Linked DNA regions of Mus musculus: regions 1 and 2 are each linked to region 3. Evidence: chromatin loops called from intact Hi-C (ENCODE). Cell type or tissue: left cerebral cortex. All regions are shown on one strand.

What was found. Hi-C counts contacts between places; a loop is a spot of excess contacts. Peaks named below come from ENCODE experiments on the same cell type or tissue, not always from the same donor. Only the 100,000 strongest peaks of a DNase experiment are listed, where the experiment ranks them.
Region 1: a loop joins it to region 3, with 1.9 times the contacts of the local background. A loop is called at or near these places in 5 of 42 quality-filtered maps.
Region 2: it touches region 3 in a loop (4-fold over the local background); 2 of 42 quality-filtered maps call a loop at or near these places.

Annotation. Positions count from the first base shown.
Region 1 is chr15:36,329,361-36,331,860 of GRCm38, reverse strand. Gm38600 (a long non-coding RNA gene) reads right to left here. Exons shown (of 5, transcript XR_875144.3): 4 at 1,614-1,699. It overlaps Gm33826 (a long non-coding RNA gene), which reads left to right and starts at 955. Exons shown (of 3, transcript XR_875139.2): 1 at 955-1,844. In left cerebral cortex, no CTCF peak of the experiment used is centred here; DNase peaks (open chromatin) are centred at 605 and 1,408; H3K27ac peaks cover 798 bases.
Region 2 is chr15:36,416,545-36,419,044 of GRCm38, reverse strand. No RefSeq gene overlaps it. Among named protein-coding and RNA genes, the nearest start is that of Gm34316, 39 kb to the left of the region's middle. In left cerebral cortex, no CTCF peak of the experiment used is centred here; a DNase peak (open chromatin) is centred at 1,431; H3K27ac peaks cover 947 bases.
Region 3 is chr15:36,280,509-36,283,008 of GRCm38, reverse strand. It overlaps Rnf19a (ring finger protein 19A), which reads left to right. Exons shown (of 10, transcript NM_013923.2): 1 at 1-97. Among named protein-coding and RNA genes, the nearest start is that of Rnf19a, 1.4 kb to the left of the region's middle. In left cerebral cortex, no CTCF peak of the experiment used is centred here; DNase peaks (open chromatin) are centred at 338 and 972; H3K4me3 peaks cover 1,825 bases; H3K27ac peaks cover 1,192 bases.

The DNA of each region.
Region 1 (2,500 bases), 49 kb before region 3:
ACTGAACATGGGGGTGGGGGGACAACTAGAATAGCTGCTGAAGGAATGACCTGATAGAACAAAGTCAAAACAAGCACAATAAAAAACAATTGAATTATCCATTATCACGTCTTAACTGGTTGCTTCAAGGATCTTAAAAGCAAGAAATGCCACCAGCCCAATAGCTGGGAAGTCTCATTAGCTGCCAGAGGCTTTGAAGAAGTGTCCAGTGGGCTGTGCCCTGAGACAACTGGATGAGGAGACTAGTAGCACTAGGCTCACTTGGTGCCTTCCGCTCTCCAACAAAAGACATTTGTATCTCAAGCTCTTAAAAACTTACACAAATTTGGGGGCGGGCAGTGAATATGCAGCTGAGATGGGTTAATGCAGAGATGAATAAGTCCTTCTCATTCCTAGGAACAAAGACACCCTAGTGGCTCTCAAATGGCTGGAATATTGAGAAGCTGTATATGAAAAATTGTACATTTTATTCCTTTAGACATGCAACTTTCTCAAGACTGAATTTCATTTTAATTTAATCATTTCAGCATCTGTATCTCTTCAGCTGAGATTAAAATAGCAGGCTGCAACGAGGCCAAGCTTTCTGGCAAATCTGTTCTAAAATGTAGTAGAAGAGATCAGACTCAAATCTCCACAACAAAGCTTTGTTAAAGGGCATGCCCATAGCACTTTTATCAACCACTGATCACTTCTGGCACAGGAAGATAGATGTCCCTTTGGGTGTTTAAAATAGCAGAAAAAAATGGTCAGTGCAGAAACAGAAGGCCTGAGAAAATAGAGTACGGAATCGGCACATAGAAAAGGCACAGGCAGGACTCACAGACCCACCCTTGACAACTCAGTAGACTCAGTAGTCTGGGGCTCAGCTTTCTCGGCTAAGAATGGAGACATTCTCGCCGTCTTTTGTTGTTGCTTGCCTTGTTTTAGTGAGATGTATGTATGCACACTATGTAGCATTGATTCAGAGAGGGTGAATAGACAGTGCTTCCCATAGCACCTTCTTCAGAAGGTGATGGAACTGTGTAGGTTCAGAGCTGTTGGGTTAAACAAAGTTAACTACTTCCTAGGCTTTTGAAAATAGCTCATGTGCATAATGAACATACACAAATAGTGAAAGTTCAAGAAGTAAAGAGAAGCATGAAATGAAAAGACTTTTCCCCTATCTTTGGTTTATTACCACCACCACCACCCAGCCCCATTCTTTAGCGGTTTGGGAACTGGTTTCTCACACTTTGGTCCCCAGCTGTTGCACACATCTAAGTATTTTGGCTCATCACGATAGAGCAGCCACAGGCAAGTGCCCGACATGAGCGGCAGCGTGCTTCACACATGCCTGCACCTTGCTCCATGCAGATCTTGGGAAAATACCAGTTATTTAGGTTAGTGGTTCTCAGCTGGGGGTGAGTAGAGACATTTTTGGTTGTTTTAATGGAGCGTGGTAGTGAGGGTGTTACTGGCAGATGGTGCCTAGGATTCAGAGATGCTGCTGAAATCCTATGTCGTGCAGGCAGCTTCCAAAAGGAGTGTCTAACCTGACTTGTCAGATATTTAGCAGCCTTTAAACAGATAGGGAGACCCTTACCTTGGTCAGCAGTAACATTGATGGAACTTACATTTGCTGGCCACTATCATCACCAAATGTGTTCGTCGGGATTCCTTTCCTTCTACGTGAATGAAACCAGAGCAGCTCAAACCATGGCTGAAAATGAACAAAAACCGTATTAAATCTGGGAACGTCTTTGGTCTGAGCCACTTGCCATAGTCCCGGGCTCAGAAGTGCTAGAGAAGAGCTGTCTCATCACCTACTCCTGAGTCACAGTGATGCTATGACCTGTAACCATGAGGTGAGCTTAAAGCCGGTAGTGATGAACCTGAGGGACACAGCTTATACACTCTTGTGACAGGTGAATATACAGAGTAGTTCAATAACCTGGGCGCAACCTGACATGTTTATAAAACCATTTTAGGATATGTGTCTTTTGGTGATGAGATTATACTGATCTTATAGAAATTGATCTATGAAAACCTTTCAGGACCACATGAGAATATATGTTCTAAAATATCGGTCACATGCCTGTCAATCTATCCATTTTTGAGGCAAGGTCTGACTTTGTCTAGGGCTGTCTGGCCCCAGCTGGCCTCATGGGGCCCTCTTGCTTCTGCCTCTCCAGTGCTGGGGTGATAGGCATGAAACACATACCATTTTGCCAAAAGATGGTGTTGGACTCTCTGGAGTAGGGGTTATAGGTAGTTGTGAGTTACTGGACATGGATGTTGGAAACTGAACTGTGGTCCTTTGCAAGAGCAGAAAGTATTCCCAAGTTCTAAGCCATCTCTCCAGTACCCTAGATTTGTATTTTTATTTTTAATAATGCAACAAGAAAAAAGTATAATTTACAGAATAGTTTAACTTTATTTATATCAATATCTTGAAAAAGTGTGTTTTCAGTTTGTACAGTTGTGATGGATAAACTGTAACTTAATATATAAAAAATTATAA
Region 2 (2,500 bases), 140 kb before region 3:
GAGTTCTATTAAGTTCCAATTTCACCCCATCTCTTAAATGATTTTAGGTTTACCTTTTCAGTAGGGAGTGGTCATAGTAAGGAATGGAATCCACCTTCAGGTGGAGAGAAGCCATTGTCTTTTGCAGTAAAAGTTAATCCAGTTGGACAGGTCAATTACCTTTACTGCCACCCAGGAAGATGGGCCCATCTTAAACCATGCTAAAGAGTTGGTAGGAATAACTGTTCTTTCAATAAGATAATATACTTCTCTTTCCCAGAATCCCCTCTGCTCCCGAAGTATCTACAAGCTGCTGTGCAATTCTGTTGGGTCTGCCCACCTTTCTGTCCCTATTCCTTTTTCTTTTCCATCTGTTTTTCAGTTGCCAGTCAGAGTCCACGTGTGTTTTATTTTTTGGTACTTTTAGTTTCTCTAAGGTTCCCCTCTGTGCCATAGGCCTTCTTGTTTGCTGTGTGGCTGACCTCCATGCCACTTAACTCAAACTTATGACTTTTTTCCATCTTTTCTTCATTTTCCTCCTCCAAGTAGCTGTCAAGATTTATAACATCCCTGCCCTGAGATTTTGCTTTTAAATTAACCCAATTGTCCTTAAGCCTCCACTTATAGCCCACATTTAAAATTCTTTTAATCATGAGACTAAGAACTTCAAGAGAGGACCCCATTTCCCTGGTAATAGAACCTCTATGATGGTTGTTCAGTGATTTCAGTCTTTGTGTTCCCTCCAATGACAACAGATACAGAATTTTATTCTAGAAGGAAAAGTCAGGGCGTCATGTTGGCAGCAGAAATGTCAGAGGAAGTGAGAGGAAGGGGAGGGCTCGTTCCTTGTCTCCAGGACTGATGTGCCTGGACTGAATGAAGAAAAGAAAAAAGTGACTCCTGTCTGTGGCTTCCAGAGCTTGCCTGTCCCTCAGCCCAGCCAGGGACAGTTGAAATGAGGGAAAGTTACACAAAGGGTGACTGAGTAGCCAGGAAGAATGGCCTTGTAGACAACAGTGACAGTGTAAATTGCCGAGAAGAAAAGGTCCCTAGGAGTGGTCTGTCAGTTGCAATTTGTGTGGCAACTGTCACCCCCATACCCGCTTCAGTGAAATCATGACCCTGTCTGGCGTTAGGAAGAGAAAGTCTATAGACTTTAATGTTTAATGTGTTTAGTGTTTAATGATTTTGTTCCTGTGACACTAAATGAACAAGCATGTTTACCTCTGCCTGGAGGAAAGCACAAATATTCTAGCTGTGATATTTAAATATAAACTCCCTCTGATTGACGGCTGCCTCTCTTACTCAGTGCTCTAACTGGTACTGACAGGACAGGCTCTAAGTCCTTAGCCTGTTGATATTAGCTCTGGGGCATGTTAGCTATGCCACCCACCACATGATCTTTTCGTCTGTATTCCATCTAAGGCTCCACTCCTGCTCGCCAAACCCCACAGATGGCAGCTTAGGGACAGAGAACAGAACATGCAGCTTAGAGTTATTTTTTTTCCTCATGCAAGAAATTGGTAGAAACAGACCAAAGGCAGTAGCCTACAGGAACATTCCTTATCTTACAGTGTTTAACATGCAATTTAGAAATAAACTCTTTCTGTCCCTTACACTCTCTTTTTAAGGACTGCTGTAGTAGAATACCACAGACTAGGTGGCTTAAACACCAACAATTTATATTTTATATTTCCAGAGCTTGGAAGTCCACATTCAGTTTATCAGAACCTTGATGCCCTTCTCCTAATCTTGAGGTTAGACACAGCTCTCCGAGTGTCTTCCTGCGGTTTTCCTTCATACGTGTCTATATCCCAATCTTGTTTAATAGGGATGCCAGCTACAGGAAATGAGGATCTAGCCCTAAACACCCCATGTTACCATGACCACCCCCGAAAGTTGTTATCTCCAAATACGGTCACATTCTGAGTTATGTGAGTTTTAAACATCAGAAGATGGAGGAGCCCACATCTTAGCGGTTTAGCAGGGGACGGTGATGATGACTGTCTGATGGGTTTCATACCACGTGGGCTTCGTGAGCATTTGACTTTGGACTGAACACTCAACTTGAACTTAAGTCCTAAACCTAACCCCACATGACGGTCACCGTCCTTTTTTCACCCTATGAACTAGTAACAAAGGCTTTGGGGGTTAAGTGACTTGCTTAAGGTTGCACAACTATGGAGGAGAAGGTTGGAAATACAAACCATGACACAATTTGAATTCAGGTCTGTCCAACTCCAAAGAGACCCAGGCACTGGAAACTCCTGTAGCCGTTTTCCTTCCTAGAAAATGTTGTTCCAACTCTCAGCATATGGACAGAGGAGAATGAGGGGAATATGTCTGGAGAAGAAAGGCTGCCTTAGCTACTCAGGTTCCAAAGGAAGAACGTGAAATGTGTCGTTCCTCGGATAGGCCTATTTTTACAATTATAAAGCAATCTTCAGATGAGGCTAAAGGAGAAGAGAAGCAATGAATAATTAAACTTTGTTACCGATGTTCTTGGCACTGTGTTAGCGAG
Region 3 (2,500 bases):
CTGAAAAGTCGTCCTCCGTTCTGCCTCCGCTTTCTGCCTCCGCGGGATGGGCCTGCTCGCCAGCCGCCCCGCGCCGCCGCCGCCCTGAGGAGCTGAGGTACGGCAGGCGCCGGAGCCGCGGGAGCCGGGCGGCTCCCCTACGGATGGGGATTCAAGGCGCCGCTCAGGCCTCGGTCTGGGGCCGGGAGACCGTTGCGGCCGTCTCCGGGGTGCGGGCCGGGGCGTGGGGGGCCGGGCCTGTGGCCCCGTCGGTGTTGTGACTGTCCACGGCGCTGCCCCGAGCGTTCCGGGGCGGCGGAGCGGACGAGACCCGAGGGCGGCCGCCGTGGGGAGGCGGCGGGGGCGGAGCGCATTCCTGACGGGTGAAATCGCCTCTAACGGGACGCTTTCCGGGCCTCGCCGCACACTGGGCGCCGCGGACTTCGCCCCCGAAGCCTGCCGCCTGGGGCCCGGGAGGGCGGCGGGGAGATGACCGCCTCCTTCGGGAGCGGAGATCGCGCACACAAGCAGGCACCGGCGCGGAAAGCCGTATAGCCTGGGGATGAACGGGGGTCTTCCGGACTCCACGTCTGGGGTTTTCCCTGCCCTCACCCCGAGTGAGGCCACCACTTTGAATTGCCAGTTTTTCCTTCGGTCTGGGATTCCGCTCTACTGTCGCTCTCTTCTCTTTTTCCATTTCCACTAATGGGAAGAAGTGGTTTAGGTTCGTTAATCCTGAGACAAGGGCAGCAAATAAAAGAGGGAAGAGAATGGTGAAGGCTATATATGGGAAAAAGAAAGGTTTAATTTTTGCTTGTTGGCGCCCTTGGAGATAGAAATACACGACTGGTGCTTTACTTTGTGTAGGGTTGAGAATGTCGCAAAATGTTGGTAATGATAGGACGGCCTTTAAATGCAGCTGCAATTTTCAAACCTAGGGTTGGCTATAAAGGCTGGTGTAAAATGATAGCAAACGGGAGGTATGAAAGCGGGCCTTTCCGTGGTTGGTGCCTTCAAAATATTTTGATCTTCCTCATTCTACTTTGTGTATGTTTGTGTATACGCACGCGTACCTGGCAGTCTTTGATTATTTAATATTTTAACCAGAATTTCTTGACCCTTTTCATTGTATGTAGTGTGACGAGATACTTGTCTTTTTTTCCCTTTCCGGTTTTGCTATAAACCGGTCTCTTTGCACATCCTAGTGCTTCTGTTTGTAATTCAAGTCATTTCCATATTTGCTTGCTTAAGCTTCTTTAACACAGAGCTGTCTGTATTGAATTAAAATGTAAATATTTAGAAAATGGCTATGTCCTTACTTTCAAATGTTCTTTACTTGGTACATACAATTTCATGGACAAAGAATTGGTATTAAGTCTTGGGACTTACTAAACCAAATTATGCAAAACAAAAGCAAGATATATATATATATATATATATATATATATATATATATATATATTATACAGTGTAAGCTTAAATTTCATGTGACCATGGAAAGATTTTAATGTCATTGCAAGGTGTCTTTCTGAAGAAGAATGCATATGGCAGCTAGCCTGAGTGTATTTTTTTATTATATCATCGATTCTCATTCTAGAACCCCAGTAAGGTTAATTTTTTTAATTGCAGAATTATTTTAGAAGTTGAAACAAACCTATTCATTACTAAAATAGCTGCATGAAATACCTCATCTTGGAGATGCCTTGGTTGAACATTAGAATTAATATAAAGAATTGTTCATTGTACTGTTGCCTAGCAAATGTTAGAATTTCATTTTGAATATTTGTGGCAATGTGTTGGATTTTTGGTGCCTTTTTTAATCTGGCAAAATGACAGTGCCATATTATCTTCTACTTAAGTGTTTTTGAAGATACTTCAGCACCAAGTAGAAAGTAAATGGACTTGACTTGCCATGAACACAGCGTCCAAGCAATGTTTTTGCAGTTGTGAGTATAATGTACTCAGGAGTAATTCCCCCCCCCCCCCTTTTTGAGAAAGGGTTTCACTACATAACCTGGTAGTTGGCTTAGAACTTGCTATATATACAAAGCTGGCCTTAAACTCACTGAGTTCTTGCCCCTGATAGGATTAAAGACCTGTACTCCTTGCCTAGCTTGGAGACACCACTGTACTTTAATGAGTTATAGATGTATGCATAATTTTAGGCAGACATTTGTGTGTGTGTGTGTGTGTGTGTCTTGCACAAGCTAGGCAAGTTTCTTAGTACCTCTGCCCTCTTTGCTTGAGGCAAGCTTTTTATTTTTATTTTTTCTTCTTTCCTGTCTTTTGAAAAGGATTTTGTATATTTGTATGACAAGTCTTGGTTTTTCCTAAACACTTAGATATAGCACAGAAATCCTTTAGTTTTTAGTCAGCCCTTACCATCTAATAAACATATATTCCCAAATCACCTCTTTGTGTTAGTATCTGTTTGTAATTTTGCTACTCTAGAGATTGAAGTGGGAACATTGTTAGAAGCTAACTGAGCAATTTAGCTAGACCCCATGGCAAACAGCAACAG